2 separate regions of the Homo sapiens genome follow, and region 2 is linked to region 1. Evidence: read pairs that join two places in POLR2A ChIA-PET (ENCODE). Cell type or tissue: MCF 10A. All regions are shown on one strand. Links, peaks and the distances in the headings refer to the core of each region. The heading gives the core; the rest is flanking DNA. Region 1 has its middle 84 kb from the start of LINC02815. Region 2 has its middle 18 kb from the start of TMEM78.

Region 1 (2,809 bases), core at 223-2,722:
CTGGCTTCCCAGACCCAGGAAGAGCCGCACAGCTGGGTTTGCAGGAGGGTCCAGACAAACACTGGGATTGCTTCATGGCCACCAGTAAGGGCTCTGCTCTTGTAGGGTCTTACTGACATCCTTCATGAAGACAGCAGGCCCATCACTGTCATCCTAAGCGGCTCTCCCACATTTGGCAGAGGAGTTTACACTTCCTGGGTTAGATTTTGGCTGCACTGACTATTCTTTGGAGAAAATAGAAGTCCAAAGGAATGAAGGGATTAAAGCACACCGCTCTCAGCAGGGACCAGGCTCCAACTCTGCTCCCCGCATCCCATGTCTGGCGAGTCTATTCTACCCTAAAAGACTGTCTTAGGGCCTGGTGGGGGAAAATGAGTTTCTCCTTTCCCCAGGCTGCAGTGGGGTCTTAGTGGCCTCACCTACAGATCTTTTTCCCAGATTTCAGTCTGTCTGGCAGATTCTCCTCTATGATGTGCCTATTAAGGCTTGTCTTAAATTAAATCTGCTGAGCTAGGCTTGGTACCGAAGTGACCCCACAATCCCCTAGAGGTGCACTGTGTCCTCAATAATATGAAAACTGATCCACACAGAGAGGGAGGGATTGGTTTGGTCTTGTTCTCCAGAGTAGCTGGGGGAAAGCATCAGGACTCCACCTCCCTAGCAGAATGAGGCTGCAGCAATTTATTTGTATTGAAATGAGTGCATTCTTTTTGATCTATCCTAGATGCATCAGCCCCATTTCCTAGACACACTGAACAAACTGAGAACAGAAAACTGAGATCAAATCCCACTACTTCCCATCAACCAGAGCTGAAGTGGGAGGATTGCTTGAAGCCAGGAGTTTGAGACCAGCCTGGACAACAAAGCAAAACCCTGTCTCTACAAAAAAAAAAAAAAAACATTTTAAAATATTATCTGGGCATGGTGACGCAGGTCTGTAGTCCCAGCTACTTGGGAGGCTGAGGTGTGAGGATCACTTGATCGCTCAGGAGTTTGGAGGCTGCAGTGAGCTATGATCACACCACTGCCCTTTGCTTGGGTGTCAGAGTGAGACCTCATCTCTAAAAAAAATTAAAATAAAATAAAATTATAAAATAATAATAAAAAAAGAAGGGGCACCCACCACAGAGAGCAATTAATGTCCAGAGAGTATGAACAGATCCTGGGACTGCTTTGCAAGACAGTTCAGTTAAAGTTGCTTTAACTTTGTAGGCGGACCAGCCTCTGCTCAGCCCTTGAAAGGGAAGCTGGGCACTCACCACACTCAGTAAGCTGAACAAGAGCAGGCCGTGAGGCTGCCAAGCCCTCCAAGGATAAAGCATGAGCCCTGGGGCAACTGGGCATGTGCTGGAGATAGCTGGCTCAAGGCCAGTGCCTCTTCAGTGCTGGAAACTGTTGACTCAAGATTCGTGCGTCACCCAGCCCTTGGGGGTGGGCCGGGGACCATGACTCTGGCAAGCTCACAGAGTGCCTGAGATTGAAGCTGCTGTGCATGGTGGCTGCTTTATGTTCCTGCAATAACTAACAGGGACCAAAGCTGAAAGCATTCTGTGTATGGGCTGATGGTGGCTGGAATATACATTTGGAGGTTTGAACCTAGCCTTTTCAAAAACAAAACCAATCAAATAAAGCAACCCCTCCCCATCACCTGAGGACTCTTCACAAGCTTTCTGGTAGGTTCCAGGAGTTTCTGATCCCCCAGGCTGAGGCATTACTTGGTGGTTATTAACCTCGTGCAGAGCAAAATGAAATGCAGACCCTGAGGTCCTTTGGGAGACTTAGAACCTTAGCCGAAGTTCCAGAGATCCTGGGGCTGCTTTTCTGAAGTTCCAGTTTCTTCAGCAAAGTTGCTCCCAATTTCTCAAATAGTGGATACACCTCTGCAGAGTGGCTGTCAGTCTTAGAAAGTGTAAGACATGCCTGGAGAACTTGTTAAAAGTTCAGATTCTACACACCTAACAGAATGGCAACAATTCAGAACACTGACAACACCCAGTGCTGGTGAGGATGTGGAGAAACAAGAATTCATTCACTGCTGGTGGGAATGCAAAATGGTACAACCACTTTGGAAGACAGTTTGGTGATTTCTTACAAAACTAAACATATTCCTCCCATATGATGCAGCAATTGTGTTCCTTGGTATTTACCCAAATGAGTTAAAAACTTCTGACCACACAAAAGCCTTCACACAGATGTTATAGCATCTATCTATCTATCATCTATCTATCTATCAATCTAATTATCATCTACCAATCTATCATCTATCAACTATCTATCTATCTAATCTATCTATCATCTATCATCTATCATCTATCTATCTATCTATCTATCTATCTATCTATCATCTATCATTCCATCATCTGTCTATGTATCTATGTATCTATCATCTATGTATCTATCATCTATCTAGGTATCTATCATCTATCTATGTATCTATCATCTATGTATATATCATCTATCTATCATTCCATCTATCATCCTATCTATCATCTATCTATCTATCATCTATGTATCTATTTCTCTATCTATCATCTATCTATATATCATCTATCTATCATCCCATCTATCATCTAGCTATCTATTGTCTGTCTATCTATCATCTATGTATGTATGTATGTATGTATGTATGTATGTATGTATCTATCTATCTATCTATCTATCTATCTATCTATCTATCTATCATCTTCTCTCTCTCTGTATCTCCTATTGACTATTTCTCTAGTGAACCTTGATTAAAAAATTGCTCTTAAAAAATCATGTTTTTTTTTTAAAGTTTATATGACTGGGATCTTCTCACCACCCACAAGAA
Region 2 (2,809 bases), core at 288-2,787, 160 kb before region 1:
TGTGATGTGTTGTTTTAAGTGAGGTGCTATGGGTAGTGGTTACTGCCTGGTGGAGCCCCAATATCCATCCATTCCTCCTTTGATAGTGATAGGATTTGCATTTGGGTGGCCTAGGATCAAGACTCTATTTCCTAGATGCCCCTGTCTCTGGGTGTGGTAACACACTCAGTTCTGGCCAAAAGACTGTGAGTGAAATCATTGGATGTAACTTCTAGATCATATCCTTAACAGGAAGGGGTGTGATCTTTTTCTATCCCATCCTCCATCCTGTTGCCTAGAACATTGTGGGGACGGGGAAGCCAGTTTGGAGAATGCCAACAAGGGCAGCACCGTAGAGATGGCAGAGCAACTGGAAAAGAGGAACCAGGGTCTTAGATCCTGTGCAGCTGCCATTCCAGCCTTGACTTACTATTTGCCTGGACGACTGGGAGACAGAGCAATAGACATCTATCTTGTTTAAGCCACGATTCTTGTGAGTCTCTGTTAGAGCACTTGAAACTTATCCTAAAGAAAAAAGCCATCAGAGAGGCCCCATTTTCCCCAAGCTGTCCAGTGGCTTAGTCTAAGAGGCCGGTCTACCTGTGATAGAGGCAGGAGAGAGCCAAATGCCTAGGCAAATAGAGAAGGGTCCCTGGAGAGCCTCCCACCTGCCCAGGTCATTGTGGACAGCGGGCTTCACCTAAACATGCCCATGGTGAAAACTTCCGTGCCTTAACATAGGTACAGTAAGGGAAAGAAATCAATGTGGAGGGGCTCAAGACTAAGAGCCCACGTGTGGACTGGCAGTGGTGCCTTTGCTGCTGGTGTATTTTCCTGACCAAAATCACCACCCACCCCGCCCCACAGAGGGCCAAGCTTGTGCCTCCTCACACAGACCTCTCTCTGCTTTGTCTGAAGTCCCACACTGCCCACAGCTGGTCATTTAATTACTCTTGGTTTGATGAGTCTCTTACTAATTCCAATAGTTCACAGAATCATTAGAATTTTGAAGCTGTCAATGATTTAAATGCATATTTTCCCAAGTAGAAATAGAATTTAAATTCAGATAGTCCTAATCTGATGCCTCCTTTTCAGAATGCTCCCCACCCCAACTACTGCTTTGATCATGTTAGAATAAAACTCAGAATCAAACTCCCCGGGAGGCAATGCCTGCAGCCTGCTTTCCAGGCAGTGTGGCTCCCCGCTGTGCCCTTTGAAATTAGTCACAACCCTTACTTCCCGTCTGGAGTTTTTGAGAGAACAGTGACATGACAGCCCATTGTACATGAAGCAAGTTAGGGCACGTCCTGGCCAAGATCCCAGGGTCCTGAGTATCTTGTTTGATCCCGAGTTGAATTTATGGATCACAGTACATCTCTGGCCCCCTTGTTTCAAAGACAGAATCCCTTACGTCACAAGAAGCAGGACAGGAAAAGCCACATAGCAGACTGGATAATTTAAATGTATAATGGTGGATCTGTTTTTCTAGAAGAGCTTAGGTAAACTCGGAGGTGACCTCTAATTCCAAATACAAGGCCAGGTGTGTACTGGGAGCATAATAGATGCTTACTGGCTGACAATTGCAGGGCTCACCTTAACTTTGGCTGTGGAGCACAGCTCTGATCTCAGAGAAAAATATCTTTCTCAAGTTTCCCTTTTCCTTGTCACATTGCTTTGGAAAGCCTTTCTCCAATTTCTCGCCAGCTTGGTCTTTATTTCCCGCCTAATTTCTGCTTCTACCTGCTCTGTTTTTTGTGCTTTTGACTATAGCTACCACACAGAGAGTGAACTACTGTGGTGTTCCTCAGAAATAATCAGGCTTTTTAGTGTGTGTGGTTTTTATTTTTATTTTTTTGCAAGAGGCAGTATACTTCAAAGGTTTGGTCTCACATTTAAAGGTAGGTTGGAAATAACAGCACTCAAGATGCTTTGGGCGATCAGAAAATTCCTCCAGCCCAGCAAGACAGCAGTGGTGTGGCAGAATTTGTTTAACAAAAGATCTTAGTGATTTAGCATTTATTCAGTTTACAGTAGCAGGTGTTTACTTCGAAGCTTAGCAATAGTAGGAGGTAGGGGTGAGTCATAATGTCAATTATTTTTTTCTAACTTCTGCAATTTTTTCAGTTGAGAGAGCTTCTACATCAGTGAAAGGAAGGTCATTTCTCCGTGGATTATCGGATTGAGCAGAGGGCCCGAGAGCAGCAGGAGTTGGGATGTATTTGGGGCAGGTGGGGGTGTAACCTGCAGTGCGGCTGTGGGGTGCTCTGGCCCGCAGGGCCCTGGAAGCCCTCAACTGATCAGAGCGCCTGGTGGGGCTGTCACCATGATTTAAAGCTCTGAGAATATGAATTAGCAGGAGGTAGGCGGATGGTGTCATTCTGGCCCTGAAAGGCTTCCATAAATCAGTGACACAGTGGAGCCCCAGCAAACTTCCTCCCCGCCGGTTTCTGGAGGCTCTCCTTCCCACTCTGCCCAGACAAGTGGAAAGGAGCGATCCCTTGAGTGGGTGGGTTACGGCCAAATGGCCTGCCCTCCCCACAGCTTGCAGATCTGGGCAGTTGGGTTTTCGCTGGAGCTTTGGGCTTCACCCACTGACTGCAGAGCTGCAGAATCCTTGCAGCACATTGGGGCTTGGGTTCTGGCTTTTGGAGGGATTTGGCTTTGACAGTGGTGGTGAGGAGGGAGTCTTTAATGAAACAAATTCTGTCATGTTGGATCAACACAATGGAGCTCAGTCTGCACAGTGGACAAGAATGGCTTGTTCCTTCCTTCTACCCTTTGTGCTTTGTTAACAGAATGTCCCTGGCACTTCTGTGCTCCTGCCTGCTGC

What was found. ChIA-PET counts read pairs that join two places held together with the same protein. Peaks named below come from ENCODE experiments on the same cell type or tissue, not always from the same donor. Only the 100,000 strongest peaks of a DNase experiment are listed, where the experiment ranks them.
Region 2: POLR2A ChIA-PET joins it to region 1 with 11 read pairs; 4 of 35 experiments call an interaction of 5 or more read pairs at or near these places.

The regions. Positions count from the first base shown.
Region 1 is chr1:229,068,932-229,071,740 of GRCh38, reverse strand. No RefSeq gene overlaps it. Among named protein-coding and RNA genes, the nearest start is that of LINC02815, 84 kb to the left of the region's middle. In MCF 10A, for the core only: no CTCF peak of the experiment used is centred there; a DNase peak (open chromatin) is centred at 1,350.
Region 2 is chr1:229,229,993-229,232,801 of GRCh38, reverse strand. No RefSeq gene overlaps it. Among named protein-coding and RNA genes, the nearest start is that of TMEM78, 18 kb to the left of the region's middle. In MCF 10A, for the core only: a CTCF peak has its summit at 831; DNase peaks (open chromatin) are centred at 1,251 and 2,031.